Linked DNA regions of Homo sapiens: region 2 is linked to region 1. The links are chromatin loops, found by intact Hi-C in ENCODE. Cell type or tissue: endothelial cell of umbilical vein. All regions are shown on one strand. Links, peaks and the distances in the headings refer to the core of each region. The heading gives the core; the rest is flanking DNA. Region 1 overlaps DCLK2 (doublecortin like kinase 2). Region 2 overlaps DCLK2 (doublecortin like kinase 2).

Region 1 (8,174 bases), core at 2,066-7,065:
TATCAATGCCTACTCTAAATATGCAAATACCCATAGAAAGGTTATGACTGTTGGCTGTGAACCTCTGCCCCCATTTACGTGGAGCTTCACAATGAGGGTAGAAAACTCTTTTTGTTTTCATTTTAAGGTAATTCATATATTTAATTCAGGATTGAAGAGTTACAGCAAATAATTCCCAGCCCCCAGAATTAACAAATATCATTTGGTCATGTCTACTTCAGATCCCTTTAATACATGGAAACAAAACATTACAAAGTTAAATTCTCTTTTGTTCCTGGTCCCCAGCCCCAGTGCCCTGCTTCCTTCCCCACCAACCCAGGACAATTCTGTCAAGCATTTGGCATATATCCTTCCAACCCATGTTTTCAGACCTCATATTATAGAGGTATGTGTCCACAGACAACCAGGAATATTATTTGGTATGTTTCAAAACTTTTATGTAAGTTATGTCATACTGATTATGTCTTTACAATTTTCTTTTTTCACTAAGTACTGATTTTGAAACCTAAGCAGTTCTTAGTTTTTCTTACACTCTCCTTTTTGGCTCATCGATCTATTCCTCAAACTTTTGCTTTTGAAAGATAATTCTATCATTAATATCATTACTTTTCATAAACTGCAAAGATAAATTCTTTATACCCTTAATACTTCCAAATTCTTTCAAATAAATGCCTTTCTCAGAATGTTCAATTTAGTGTATGTGTTATAACCATTTTAGTGACCAAAGTTCTTCGATGGAGGAAAAGATGTTTGAATCAATTCATTCCTCGCCCATAGACTACATCTCTAATTATGAAAAAGAAATGTGAAGCAAATGCTTGACATTTGGGCCTAAATATTTATGCAGAGCTGTTACTCCATACAGGGCTTCTTGACCAAAAGGAGCATCAACTCGGAAAAAAAAGCATTTTAAAATAACTAAAACCTAAAATTATTCAGGTTGGAGCTATATCTAAGCTTCTAGAGAAAACAAAAAAAACCCTGCAAGATGTCTTAAAATCACTGATTCATAGAAAGAGTTCCTTTAAAAAAACAAAGCAAAGGAAGGAAAAACAAAATCATATGAGATTTATTCTACATTATAACACAAGACAGGGTTTAAAGGCAGAGGACACTTGTTTCACAGGGAATGCATAAAAGGAATCCCTCCCTGAAGAATTCCTTAAGCTGGGAAATACTGATGAACTGTATGCATGTAGCATCTTATCTTTTTCTTGCATTCAGAGACATGATATCCGTTCAAAGAAACATCTATTTCTTTTTTGCAAATCTCTAGGGGTGTCAATTAAACTGGGACTGGGACCAGCAAGTAAGGGAAGTTGTCTGTAAGCATTTATCATCAAGCTCTATGCTTTGCTGGAGGAGCCAGCTGTCTTAAATAACCATCCCCTCCCTGGGGCCACAAGTCTGGGCAAGAATGCTACTCATGTCAGAAACTCATGTCATAAGATTAGATTTGAATGGAAAAGCAAAGGGAATGCAGTCTCTTTTCTCCAGCTGGGACTGATTATTCCCTTCCCAACAAGGAGGCTGTTATTTAGCCTGAGAAGAAGAGCCTCCTTACTTCTTGGATATTTTCCAATCCATCTTGGCACCTGAATGAATACCCTGCCTTACCACAGCATTAAGGCCTCTCAGCCCCTCTCCGGGAAGATGTTTTGGTACATTATTTCTCCATTATTATGAACAGAAGTCACCCTTGGATTCTCATGGTGTGGCAAGGAAACTTGGGAACGTAGGCAGGTGGATATGGCCTGATTGAATATCAAGGGTGGAGGCTTAGGTAGGTCACCATGAGCTTGCAGCAGCTCAGGAAAGTTAGGAAGACACCCAGCACCTGGAGACCGTATCTTTCTCGCTCTTACACCCAGAGCACTCAGCACTGTGCCTGCGCCTGTGCCGTAGGCACTCAGGGAATATTTAGTGATGGGTGAGTGGATGAATAGCACAGAGGCAGGGACTCCAGGCTCAGGGCTCATAGTATTAGATTCATGGCGGAAGGACAGCTTTTACTACAAGGATAGGCATGGAGATGGCTATGGAAAACCATGGGGCTTAGGCAGAGAACAGATGTGATGAGACAAGAGGGAGGCATGACAGCACAGAAGCAAGGATTCGAACATTAGTGGGATCCCAAACGTAAATAAATGTTACTTCCGCAATAAATTCCAGCCACCTATCTTCTTCTGCCATAGCTGGTTGCCTCGGGCAACTTACACGATTTAAAGATACTCTGGCTTACAGCACAGGCAAAGATAAATGGGAGCCCGTGTAGACCTCAGTGCAGGAGCTCTATTATGGACAGAAGAATAGGCCAAGAGTTAGGAAGGAGCACGGTACAGAGAGGGGAGAGAGGGCTTCTCCAATGCCAAGAGGCAGGGCCACTTCCACCTTACTAAAGCATGAAGACACGCCAAAATGAGCTACAGGAATCAAGACATATTCTACAGTAAGTGCAACACATTATTTAAGCTCACAGAAATTACAACTGTATACATTCATTACATGATCATTTTTCAAGACTAAATATGAAACCGTCAAAACTGTGAGGCCTGGGACAAAGACTCACCAAGTCCTTCCTCCACCACCTCCACCGGTTGACAACAAGCCCTGGCAGGGGACCAAAGAGGGGCTCCTTCATCTGGGTGAAGGACAGCCCTCACTTGCATTTCTCACGTGTTCTGCCTTAGTCTGTCGTGAGTCCCAATTCTCCGACCCATGGAAATACCCATTTCATTCCCCTCCAGCCACAGGAGAAAGACTGGCTCAAACACCCAGAAATTAGTTCCCTCCTGAATCTGGAGACCACAATTGCTGGTTCTGTTCAGCGTATGGTTGTTTTCTTCAGTACTTCCTAAATGGTTTGTGGAAAGTCAGCCAGCACTCTCACAGGTAACCGTCCTTGGTTGAAATCTCCCTGGGCTAAATAGTCCCACCAACACAGGAATTTGCTGAACAAAGCTTTATATATATATAAATATATATAGATAAATATATATAAATATATATAGATAAATTATAAATATATATAAATATATATAAATTATAAATATATATAAAATATACATAAATTATATATATATAAAAAATATAAATATATAAATATATATAAATATATATATAAATATATAAATATATATAAATATATATATAAATATATAAATATATATAAATATATATATATATATATATATTTTTTTTTTTTTTTGCGACGGAGTCTCACTCCATCACCCAGGCTGGAGTGCCATGTTGTGATCTCGGCTCACTGCAACCTCTGCCTCCCAGGTTCAAGTGATTCTCCTGCCTCAGCCTCCTGAGTAGCTGGGATTACAGGGGCACATCACCACCACCTGGCTAATTTTTGTATTTTCAGTGGATACAGGGTTTCACCATGTTGGTCAGGCTGGTCTTGAACTCCTGACCTCAGGTGATCCACCTGCCTCAGCCTCCCAAAGTGCTGGGATTAGAGGTGTGAGCCACCGCGCCCAGCCTAATGTATTTTTTTAAGTACCGTCTTCACTTAAAACATTATTTTGTGATTTATTCAGAAAAGTGGGACTCTGAAATTACTACATTCAGTAGTCTTGAACTCCTGACCTCGTGATCCGCCTGCCTCGGCCTCCTAAAGTGCTGGGATTACAGGTGTGAGCCACTGTGCCCGGCCTCAGGTCCCCTTCTTAAACGAAGCGTGGCCGCAAACACAAAAGTAGCTCACGGTTGCATGAATTTTCAAAAGCAGTCCCCGCTTCTGACAAACATTAGTCTGGGAGTGGCATGGAAGGCACGTTGTGAAAGAAGTGGATGGGACTATTATATAAAACAAGAAGCACTGCCTCTATACTCTTCCTGACTTAGGAGACCACCTTGGGAATATCAATGCTGACAAGCAGCAGCTTCATAAGAGAGGTCTGACAATGAGAACAGATTCCAACACTTCCTTCCTGGACAAACAGGATGCCGCATGGCTACTCAGTAGGGGAAGTGCTACGTACATCAAAGAGGGCAGAAAGGATGTCCAGAAACTGGCTCTGTGGGTGTGCACATGCGTCTGTGCCTGTGTGTGGTGAGTCCATGAGGGAAGCAGTTTTATCTGAGTAGTGGTGACTGCCATTCCCGGAGTTCATTTCCTGGGTATCACTAAAGTGCGGTGTCTGAGGACTGCTACTGTTAGCAATTCATGTTTTGATATACCCTCCTTCTTTGCCTTCAGTACAGTGGGATTAATAATCATGGAAGATTCATAACCCCTTCGACTTCATAGGAGTTCAGCAATCCTTCCCTCTTAAATCATCAAAATCGTTGTCAAATAAATAATTTGAATATTACTCTCATCACTGCCATGAGCTGTTCATGTAATAAAGCCCCTTCTGCTCCTTTTGTTTGAATTGGCTTGGCTCTCTTTTCTCTCCCAACCTCATCCAGGAGCAGCACTCCTATTAAAATTCATGAAGTTTCCCCCAATGCAAGTGTCTGATTGCAGCTGTCAGTTTCCCAGTTCAAGGATTTTCATACTGCCTGAGAGGACAATGCAAGGCACTCACTGCTAAGGAAATAGGTCAAGCTCAATTTTTCTATTTCAGTTCTGCTGCCAAAAGTGGAGACTTTTCCTTCTAGAAAAAACACATCCTTGTGGGTAGGCTCAGCACTTCAAAGGAGGTGAAGAGGGCACATTTCTTTCCTTCACCAGAGGGAGCTGCCATGGCTTCATCACACGACACCTCAGAATTCCTTAGGAGCCTTTATTCCATCTCTGGTGACACTCTGAAAGAGCAGTTCTGTCTGCTCTTTGTCTTATTATGCTTCACAGACATCGAGACACCAAACAACCCAGACCACAAGAAGAGGGAAAGTGAAGACAAGGCATCCAACACCAAAAAGATACTCAATGTCCAAAAGTCAGAGACTATCCTGTCGAGTCGGCTGGTTTTTTGCATCCCATGCTACCACTGCAGAGTGACGGGCAGGAGAGTGAAGGGCACTAGGTCTGCTGCACACCATAGCCCAGATCCATCTCCCTCACCCCACCTCTGCCCTTCCCCTAACTCCCATACATGTTACACCCCTCTACTTTTAGCAAAAACTGTGGAAATGATTTGTAAGAGGGAAGGAGAACAGAAGATCCTTGGATCCTCAGAAAGTCAACAGAATTCAGAACTAGTGCTAAATTACTAAATAAAACTAGAAGAGACCTAGCATTCACATGAGGCCTACCCCATTTCTAAAGATGTAGAAACAGAAACTTGGAGAAATTAAGTGGATTCTCTAAGACACAAATGTAGTACAGGGTTAAGAAGCAGCCAAGTCTCCTGACTTCTAGGTGTTCCTCTACTCCATTCCTACGACAAGGAAAGGGTAGAGATGGATAATTGAACACCCTTGGATCTAGCAAAATTTTTTGTACTGCCAGGCAAAGATGAGAAAGAGCAAGGTATCCCCCCCCCCCCCAAAAAAAAAAAGAACACTCTCTAGAGTGAGGAGAACTGCATGTTTAGTAGCCTTGAGAAAGTTATCAACTATTCTGGGTCTCACTTCCCTCATAAAACTAGGGGTTTGTGGGTCCATGATCTATGGATTTCTTTTTTTTTTTTTTTTTTTTTTGAGACGGAGTCTTGCTCTGTTGCCCCAGGCTGGAGTGCAGTGGCGCAATCTCGGCTCACTGCAAGCTCCGCCTCCCGGGTTCACGCCATTCTCCTGCCTCAGCCTCCTGAGTAGCTAAGACTACAGGCGCCCGCCATGATGCCCGGCTAATTTTTTTTTTGTATTTTTCGTAGAGATGGGGTTTCGCCATGTTAGCCAGGATGGTCTCAATCTCCTGACCTCGTAATCCACCCGCCTCGGCCTCCCAAAGTGCTGGGATTACAGGCGTGAGCCACCGTGCCTGGCCAGGATTTCTTTAGTCATACAGGCCACACTGCCAAATATAGGTTTGCTGAGAGCTGCTGCATATGGGCACAAAGAAAATTTAAAAAGGATGAATAAGAGAGGGGCTCTTTCATCAAAGAGCATTTCCATTTCTTTCCTATTATCTACTAGGTTAAGCCAAGTCTTCAAGCATGTGGAACAAATGACTCAGAACAAACTATGTTACTCAACTCAATAACTACCGTGTACAAAGCTCAAAGCTAGGCACTGGAGGAGCAACAACTAAAAAGAGCTTGAACAAACTGACAATCTCTTTAAGCAGAACATAAGAGACACGCAGATGAGAAGGCAATAATTTAACAACATTATTAAGTCATATTCTGGACATGTCACAAGATGCACGCATTTGTCAATTTATCTTTTACCCAGTCAGATGAGAGAGTGGCTGGGAGGACCCTGAAAAAGCTTCCTTAGAAAAGAAGTGGAATGAGTAGACCAGCCAGTGTGAGGGATTCAAGTATAATCACGGAAGAACTAAGAGCATGGACAATGGAAGTTGTGGTAATGCTATTTGACACTATTTCCAAGCACAAATTTTATGCGGTAGCCAATGTTTGGTTTTCTTAAACTCTCCTCTCCTCCTACCCTCAACCTAAGTCCTCAAGTTCTGCTACCTCAAGGTTGAGTTCAACTCATATTCTCCAAGAAGGCCCACTCCAGTTAACACTACAATCCCTCAACCCCGACATTTGCTTTCTGCATTAAATATGCTGAATTTTAATTTTGACCTTTTTCTAAATGAACAGCTGCAGCAAAGCCCAACTTTTAATTGAACTTAGTCAACTAAAATTAATTTTTTTTTTGAGACGGAGTCTCGCTCTGTCGCCCAGGCTGGAGTGCAGTGGCGCGATATCTGCTCACTGGAAGCTCCGCCTCCCAGGTTCACACCATTCTCCCGCCTCAGCCTCCCAAGTAGCTGGCACTACAGGTTTCCACTACCACGCCCAGCTAATTTTTTTGTATTTTTAGTAGAGATGGGGTTTCACCATGTTAGCCAGGATGGTCTCAATCTCCTGACCTCATGATTCACCCGCCTCGGCCTCCCAAAGTGCTGGGATTACAGGCGTGAGCCACCGCGCCCAGCCAACTAAATCATCTCTATTTTATGTGGGTATGTCTGAAATCAGTAAGACTGGAAATTCCTTAAGAGAGATTCAGACAATACAGATTTCTGAGTCATAGACTTAGAAGTTACCATTGAAATCATTTAATCCAAATTCACTCAGTTTATAGGGATGCTACCTATAGAAGACCAAATAAATTAAGAATGTATGCTGAGGGCATTGTGAATCTGGCCACTGCAGAAGCGAAAGTGCAATTTCTGAAACTGGGCAGAATTTTTTTTTTCAGTGACTGTTACTTTAATTTCTGCAGTAATCACTTTTATACAAGAAAGCTCAATTTAGATGTCTCCATTATCAAAAGCACTTAATTTTACATGGATTGCCTCTAAACTTATGGTATGTCAGAGTCATGTTGTACAGGTTTTTTTCCAAGAATGAAGGATCAAATAAATACCAAGATTCTGGTCTTTGTTCAGCCTCTAAATGATGATGAAAATGTGGTCAGGTAACTCAGCCTCTTAATATTGCAGTTCCAATTTCCCCCTAGGGGAAAGGAAGATATCAGACCAAGTAAACTATAAAGAACTTCCCCAGCTGTAATGTTCTATTTTTCATTTCCCAGTATCAGAGGGAATATCTTCTATGAACCTCGCTACTCGCACTGCAAATGTATATCCTCCTCGTTTCCCCTACTGTTTCTAGCATAATTTTGAAAATGTTTAGCTTGTTGTGAACTGGAGTGAGCTCAATTTTCCTCACAGTTGTGGTACTCAGGAAAACACTTCTACTGCTTTTCCCCTCCCACCTTATCCTCGCCCCAGCTAAATATCAACAGGGTTATTTCCTTTATCTTTTTCTTTCTTTTAAAAAAAAACTGGCCGGGCATGGTGGCTCATGCCTATAATCCCAGAACTTTGGGAAGCTGAGGTGGGTGGATCATCTGAGGTCAGGAGTTCAAAACCAGCCTGGCCAACATGGTGAAACCATGTCTATAGTAAAAATACAAACATCAGCCAGACATGGTGGTAATCCCAGCCACTCGGGAGGCTGAGGCAGGAGACTCGCTTGAACCCAGGTGGTAGAAGTTGCAGTGAGTCAAGATCATGCCACTGTACTCCAAGCCTGGGTGTCAGAGTGAGACTCTGTCTCAAGAAAATAAATAAATAAAAATTTAAAAACTACTTGCAT
Region 2 (8,174 bases), core at 1,797-6,796, 63 kb before region 1:
GTGTTTGTAATTCTATTCTTAATTAAATGTCACATGAACCAATAAAATGAATTTTAAGAAGAAAGAGATCCTGTTTCTATGAGAACAAACTTGAATGCTTGGAAAGAGGATATAAAAACTGCTGCCTAATTGAGTGAGAGAGACCACTATGAAGAAATGGAAGATGACATACCTGGAAGGATTCGGACTGCTTCACAAGGCTCTTTAAATCTTGCTGTCATTTGAAAAGATGGAGAAATTGGACATGGTAGACACTGTATTATGGGTTTATTTTTATGAAAGAATGAACACTGGAAACTCAGAGGACCAACCAAACACAAAGCAAAGGCCTTCACCTCACACCCAAAGTATGCTAATGAGAATATACATTAATAGGCTGTAAATTAAAAAGCGAAAGGTGTTTTATGTAATTTTTTTTTTCTGATTTTTTTTTTTCTTTTTCTTTTTTTTTTTTTATTATATTTTAAGTTTTAGGGTACATGTGCACATTGTGCAGGTTAGTTACATATGTATACATGTGCCATGCTGGTGCGCTGCACCCACTAACTCGTCATCTAGCATTAGGTATATCTTCCAATGCTATCCCTCCCCCCTCCCCCCGTTTTATGTAATTTTTAACTGGCATTTTTAATGACCAAACAGTCCCGACTTCCAGGAGCAAAGTACCTGCTTCTGGACCCAAGGGAGAACATTTGCAATTCAAATACGTCGCCCAAAAGGCCGCCTACCTTCGGAATGGTGGGAATCCACAGAGAAGTATGTATGTGATCACACCAGCTGCCCAAATGTCCACCTTCAGGCCATAGCTAGGAAAACAAAGTGGGTGAGGGGGAGAGAACTGATGGCTCCCAAGACCCTTCCATGGTACTGGAGTATTGCCTTTATTTGTTAGGAAAAGGATTATTTTAGTGTTAAATTATTCATTTCATTTCACATAGAGATGAATGAATCACACTTTAGAAAAAGGCATCTGTTTCTGCCAACCTAACCACAGTCTTGGTGACTACTGCCATACTCTCAAGAGTGGCCTTAGAACACAAGTCCAGGCCAGGGCTCTGGCCAGGTAAGCATAAAATCTGCTTCCTGAGGTCAAAATCATGGTGCAGGCAACAGACTCTCACTTCTTTCCATTCTCCACCTTCACAGGAGGCACTGTATACACAAGCAGCAATAGCAACAAAACAGACCTTTCTTACCAACTGTATACACAAGCAGCAATAGCAACAAAACAGACCTTTCTTACCAACTGTATACACAAGCAGCAATAGCAACAAAACAGACCTTTCTCATCAAAGTTAAAGTACTAACCAGGGCCACCAGAAGTCTTACCCAGTTTCAGCAATGATTTCTGGAGCCACATAAGTGGGTGTGCCACAGACTGTGTATAAAGGGCCTTCTACCACAGTCGCAAGCCCAAAGTCTCCCAGTTTCAAAGACTTGGTTCCATCAGGATATTCACACACCTGAAACAGAAATCAGCCAACAATCAGAAGATTTTTTTTTCCTCAACAATTGTGAGAGGGCTCTTGGAATTAGGCAGAAAGGACACAAATACATTTACTATTAAACTCGAATGAAATCTCTCCTTGTGATTTTTTTTTTTGAAGACACGGTCTCGCTTTGTTGCCCAGGCTGGAGTGCGGTGGTGTGACCACAGCTCACTGCAGCCTCAACCTCTGGGCTGAAGTAATCCTTCCCCCACGGAACCCCCAACAAGTAGCTGGAACTACAGGTACATGCCACCACACTAGGCTAATTTCTTTATTTTTTGTAGAGACGGGGTCTCCTTATACTGCCCAAGCTGGTCTTGAACTCCTGGGATCGTGAGATCTGCCCACCTCAGCCTCCCAAAGTGCTGGGAATACAGGCATGAGCTACCGTGCCCGACACCTCCTTGTGATTCTAACACCATGATTCATCTTTGTTGCTTTAAAGTGCTAATTTTTTTCTCTTCAGAGATTTTGCACAATTGTGTGAAATTTGGAAAAAATATTTTCCACTTTTGCAGAAAGTTCCTTCCCTAGGAGTACGATGAACACACGTGCTTGCTTACACAGTAGTTAGAGTGTAGGCGGCTGTGTACCTGATAGGCGTGAGAGAGGCCTCTAATCCTGGAGGTAGAAACTGACCTTTATTTAGCATTTACTATGTGTGATGTACTTGAGAGCCCAAGAAATGGTGTATTAAGTGTCCACCAAAGCACTTGGTGATCTCCACGGCACTAGCATGTTTAGTTCAGAAAATAAAATTGGGGGCAGCAATGGGGTCCTTGTTGTCTAGACAGTCAATGATGAAATACAAATATGATATAGGGGAAAACCTTGGAAGTTTAGAAAGAAAATGACCTTTGGGATCAGGCAGCCTGAACTTCCATAACAAGTCCACACATCTGGTTGTGTGACCTCTGAAGTCACATAACCTCTCTGAGCACATTTCTTCATCTATGAAGTGAGATAATGCCAGTACCTCCCTTGTGAAGTTGGTGTGAAGGTGAAATGAGACAAAGCTCAGAACAGGGCTCAATAAATGCTCCTTCCTTGTGGGTAATCAGATGAGAAAAAATAAAAAGTAAAAAAATAAAAAATGTTCCTTCCATTTCCTGGAAGGACTGGCTGATTAGATAATTATCACATTGGAAAAGGTTTAAAAATGCTGGTGGAGACGTGACTATTTATGCTTAAAGAACCTTTCTAGAAAGCATTCAGCAATATATAGCAAATTTCTTTATATCAATTATAACCTTTGACCCAATAAGTCTACTTCTCAAAACCTACTCTAGGGGAATAGAGATGGACCCAAACGTTATATATAAGGACGCTAATCTCAGAATTTATCTATGACTTTTAAAAACTAAGGGCAACATAAATGGGTAATAGGGCAATGACTATGATACATTACCATAATAAAATATTACATACTTTCTAATAAGCATTTTTCAAATATATTAATCATATGGGAAATAGTCACTATTATGCAGAGTTAAAAAATGCAAAATTACATATAAAATACTCAAAAATGTTAACAAGTTTATCTCTAAGTGGTAGCATGAAGGATTAATTTAATTTTCTTTATAGTTCTCAGTGGTTTCTAAAATGTTTACAATGAACATGTGTTGGTTTCATAATAATTTCATATATAAGCAAAACTACGGGATAAATATAACTTTAGAAAGTTAGGTTCTAAGTGAATAGTTTTGGAAGCAAACAAGTGCGTATGACAGCATAATTCAAGTTTCACCATGCAGTCCTGAACCTGAGTGTATAGTCTATTTGTCTCTTGGATGTCCATTTTGAAAACATGGAATTTCAGAGAATAAACTGCTGCAGAGACCTAGTCTATACTCATTGTAATGCCTGTTTCTATTTTTCTATTTTAAGCATAGTTTGCTTTGTCTCATATTTTGCTGAACCAGATATTTATCGCAACCACTATTAACTGTAGAAGGAGAAAAATTTAGAAAATGATGTTTTTTCAAGATAAGCATGTTAGCAACATCATCCATTAGTCTGCTACTTAATGAGGGGGAGTGATTTAAATAGTCATCAGTAAAAAAGAATGGAGAACCGCAGGGCTCTCCCAGGCCAGTAATTCCCCAAGTTTTACAGGCATTTTAAAGAGGACGGCACTGAAATACCTCCCTTACCTGTGATGTCCTTATCCATTTAATAAGAATATGTTTCACCTTTAGTATCTGAATAACGTTTTCCAGTCTTATATACTGAATACACATCTCTAACACATATCTTTATGACTTTAAAGTTCCACAGGAGTAATGATGAGGATTTTGAGTCCCTCATAGATATTTACAACTCTGAGTCAGCCCACAAGTCAGCAGAAACATTTTCAAAGATATGAATGATTCAGCCTAAAGTAACGGATTCCAGATTCTTAGTCACGTCACAGTCTTAGGAAAACTTTCCACCCATTATGTTTAATGTAAACATTAACAAGAACAATCTGATATAATTATAGTTAGAATTTATAATGCTTTTACCAAAACCCAGACTTTGGAAAGAAATTTCCTAAGTAATTACAGTGATAAGAATGTTATAAGCACAAATTCCTAACTGTCTGCATCATGAGAGTTAAAAAAAAAAGTTTTATTAATGTCACTGTTATTTTGTTTTTACAACTTAAAAATATACTCATTAGGTACAATTTTTGAAAAATAGTATTTATTTTAAAGACTCCATTTAGTGATGCCTAGGGGTATTCAGAGGTTGCTGTCAGATACTCAGAAGTCCCTGAAGTCCTGTTTTTCACATCCTCTATAAAGAATTCAGAGTCAGATGCAGGAGCATATATAGAAAGGGACTGAACAGTCTGTAACTGCTGAATTATGTCTGTGCAAGTGATATTCCTTGGCTAAACATCACAAAGGAAGTGTCATTAGGGGTAGACAAGCCTGAAGTCATATTTTATCTGATTCATCTCTCCCCAATGCTGGACACAGAAGCAAACATGTCTAATATGAATACATTTCAAATCTTAGTGAGAGACTGTCTTCAAAGCAGGAAGAAATTATACATATATCTCTCTCTAGATAGATACAGAGACACACACATCATTGCTTTAAAAACAGTTGCCTTTAATAAAGAGGTGACTAGATGAACAGGGACTCCAAAGGCTTTCTGGCAGAGTTCAGGTCTCCCCAGAAACTGACATTCTCAAGGACTTTGGAGATTTCAAAATTCTTTCGAAGATTATCTCACTGGACTTCTAGAGCCACCCCACTGGGCAACTAGGAAGAGAACTGTTACCTCCATTTTACAAACGAGGAGACTGAGGCGCACAGCACTCAGGTTACTAGTCATATGGCCAGGCAGGGGCTCCAGCCAGGATCATTATTCATTCCACAGCACCATTCTGCAAGATTCTGTACCTGAAAAATAACTGGAAAGGCCTGCCAGAACCCTGACTACAGCCTGCACTTACTTACAGATTTTGAGTGAATTTAAACAATCACAACTGTGAGAACTCTAGCCCTGCAGTGTTCAAACGCCCCACCACAAGCTGTGAGATGCTTCTGTCAAAAGTTGCTCTCAGAATGCAAAAATAAAAAATGCGAGGAATGCAGATCCCACATACAAAATGAACACTGTGTGTTCTCTAAATAAAATGTCAACTTAATGATTTAGAAGGACTTCAAATATGAGAAACCAACCCTCTTCTCTTCTCTCTCCTATCCCCAGAACTCCTGGACAACCTGAATTTATCACTGGTCTCTCATACTTAACTCTGACACGGTACCACCAGGCTGTAACTCACAGCATTAACGGCCACCCCTGTGCTCCCTGACACAGCTACCCATACATCTCCACTGGCAGGGTTTTAAATTATGATGCTGCTTACCGGAGAGCGGGATGCAAATCAGATGTCTGAATGCTCTGGTGTTTAAAAACTGAATTAGTTCTCAGAGCAAGAAGAGGCCGACAGTCACTCTGGGTATTTACTTTTAGTATCTCAATGGCACCCTCTCCTCCCAGGCCAATACCAACCTGCTGACTAAATCTAGAAACTGCCAAGTGATCTAGTTAGGTTTTCAATCGCAAACACATTTTACTGAGATATATGAGGCTATGGTTATTTCTGAAGGCTCGGAAGAGCCTTTCTACATCACATATTCGCCTCTTCCAGAGGTCAGTTTTATCCTCTTCTTCCTTCTCCTCCCTTTCTGGGCTAACACAAGGGGGCTCCCGTAGGTTTGGGAAGGGGTGGACGCTCATCTAGGACAGGTGAGACTCAATGAGGAGTGTGACTCTGATTTCCTGATTGCATTCTGAGACTCATGATGTTGGAGACATCAATCCCCATTACATTACTTACTCTTAAATTTTTTAAATTTTAGCCAATTCTCCTGAAGAAGTGAAAAACATTATCCACCCTTGATGTGTGACAAGAAAAAAGGAGGCGGTGTCAGATTCTTTACATACATTAAGAAACTCTGAGTGGAAAAGAGAAGAAACAGGAGGTGAGAGTGAGATCTGTGAGCTGGGAAATGGACTCCCTGGTTTATAGGGAAGCTCACAAGCACCTCAGTCACCTTCTTTGCTGGGCCTTAAATCAGGGCTGTTGGACAGACTGGCTGCAGGGGTTCCTTGGGAACCTGTGGCTCCCATATTTTCAGAGAATGCAGTAACTAGAGCCAGTGGGGCAAGGCAGGTTGTGGAGAGCAGGAAGCAGTCAAGGGGGTATCCTTATGAATGCCCCAGTGTTTGTGTCTGGTCACACCTGGAGAAAGCCCTGTGCCTTTGTTTGCGAAGCCCGGGCCAAACTCAGTTCGACGGTGGAGGAGCCTGGCATGCTGCAAGGTCCCAATGGGCGAGAAGCCTGTTTTGAGGAGAGAACGCCATATCCTAACTTTCCTCCTGAGGCTCGGTTTACAACTCTGTCTCCATTCCTTGTTAGAGTTCATAAAACCACGTCCACAATCCCCCTTTTTTTTTTTTTTTAACACAGAGCAGGGATATTTCTTTTCCTAATAAGAACATATAGAAATGAAATATAATTCCCTCAAGGCAGAAGACAGTGAGATAAAATTTCAAATACTTTTAAATGGATACTCAGAAATCATCAAATGATATTACCAAAAAGAAAAGACGGGTACTCTGGATTAGATTAGCCAAAAAATAAAAAGTCCCCAGGATGGCTTCAGATGCTGTGCATCAATGCATATTCCTTTCAACAGTTATTTGTGTGGTGCTCACAGCAGGCTGTAGAGGCTCATGCTCTAGCACCAGCTGCTAGCTGAGTGAGTGTCAGTGGTCAGTGAGCAATACTCTGCTGTCCGTTATGTGTTTACGTGTCACCATCCAAACCATTGGAGATATAAAGATAATTAGACACAAACCTTGCCTCCATGGTACTTACAATCCCAAAGAGGCAGACAAGTGTATGATAAAGATCACAACACCGTAGCAAGTGCAGCAGAAACCCGAGGTGGCTGTGACTGAACTTTGTCTAGAAAGTCTAGAGTGATGTTAAAGAAGACTTAACTTTTGCTCAATGTATTACAAGATGAATGGTTTACCACAATGCTGGAAGAGAGGACGCTGCAAATGAAGACCAGTATGGACAGAAGCAATGGAGGTGTAAGGCTGCTGGTAAGTCAAGTCTTAACTAAAAACTGAGGATGGAGGAATCTGTGTTTGGATTAACATGATGTAGAAGACTCAGATAAGCTTGCCTCCCAAGCAGGAATGAGGATGAGAGCCCTGAAAGGTGGAAATAAAGAAGCCAACTATGTCATGTGTGTTTGTGGGGGGCTGGGAGGAGTGTAAATGTCAAATCCCCCAACCAGTTTCTCTAAAATTCTTCTATAACGTGGTCACGAGGATTGGTTCCCAATTAGCAAGCTGTGTCTAGTTATCAAGAGTCACCATGAAGGTGAGTTCAATATGGCTTGAAGCTTAGACCATGTTGGGTTGGATGGATAAGAGTTATTAACAGGACAGGAAGCTGAAAAGACAAATTGAGATCAGACTATGAAGAACTCTGGGTACCATAGTGGAATAAGACTTTTTATTCTGTAGAATAATAGGATAAAAGAGACTTCTAAGAAAAAAAAATGGCATCTCTTGGTCTCTGTTTCCATGCCTTTAGTAAAGCTGAGATGAATGGACTAGACTATTTCCAAAATTATTCCCTGCAAATAAATGAACCCCCACATTCTACTCCTGTCTCCTATGAGCCTCTAATTCTGTCTCAAATTTATTCTTCACAATTTTCTGCCCTATAAAATAATTTTCCTGCTCACCTTTAAGTCAGTACCATCAATTAAAATATAAATGAAAATGTATTTTCTTGTATCTGGTGACATGCTTTGGCTCTGTGTCCCCACCCAAATCTCATGTTGAACTGTAATTCCCAATGTTGGGGGAGGCACCTTATGGGAGGTGACTTGATTATGGAAGCAGATTTCCCCCATGCTGTTCCTGTGGTAGTGAGTTCTCATAACATACGATGGTTTAAAAATGTGTGGCACTTCCCTCCTCGCTCTCTTTCTCTCCTGCCACCATGTGAAGAAGGTGCTTGCTTCCCCTTCGCCTTCCGCCATGATTGTAAGTCTCCTGAGGCCTTCCTGTTAAGCCTGTGGAACTGTGAGTCAATCAAACCTCTTTTCTTCATAAATTACCCAGTCTCAGGTAGTTCTTTATAGCAGAGTGAGAAATATA

The links. Hi-C counts contacts between places; a loop is a spot of excess contacts. Peaks named below come from ENCODE experiments on the same cell type or tissue, not always from the same donor. Only the 100,000 strongest peaks of a DNase experiment are listed, where the experiment ranks them.
Region 2: it touches region 1 in a loop (2.1-fold over the local background); 1 of 110 quality-filtered maps calls a loop at or near these places.

The regions. Positions count from the first base shown.
Region 1 is chr4:150,170,032-150,178,205 of GRCh38, reverse strand. All of the region lies in intron 2 of DCLK2 (doublecortin like kinase 2), which reads right to left. Among named protein-coding and RNA genes, the nearest start is that of DCLK2, 96 kb to the right of the region's middle. RefSeq lists an enhancer at 59-2,885. In endothelial cell of umbilical vein, for the core only: no CTCF peak of the experiment used is centred there; DNase peaks (open chromatin) are centred at 3,985 and 4,505; H3K27ac peaks cover 1,678 bases.
Region 2 is chr4:150,233,031-150,241,204 of GRCh38, reverse strand. DCLK2 (doublecortin like kinase 2) reads right to left here. Exons shown (of 16, transcript NM_001040260.4): 11 at 1,330-1,463; 12 at 729-806. Among named protein-coding and RNA genes, the nearest start is that of DCLK2, 160 kb to the right of the region's middle. In endothelial cell of umbilical vein, for the core only: no CTCF peak of the experiment used is centred there; DNase peaks (open chromatin) are centred at 3,854 and 4,394; H3K27ac peaks cover 2,064 bases.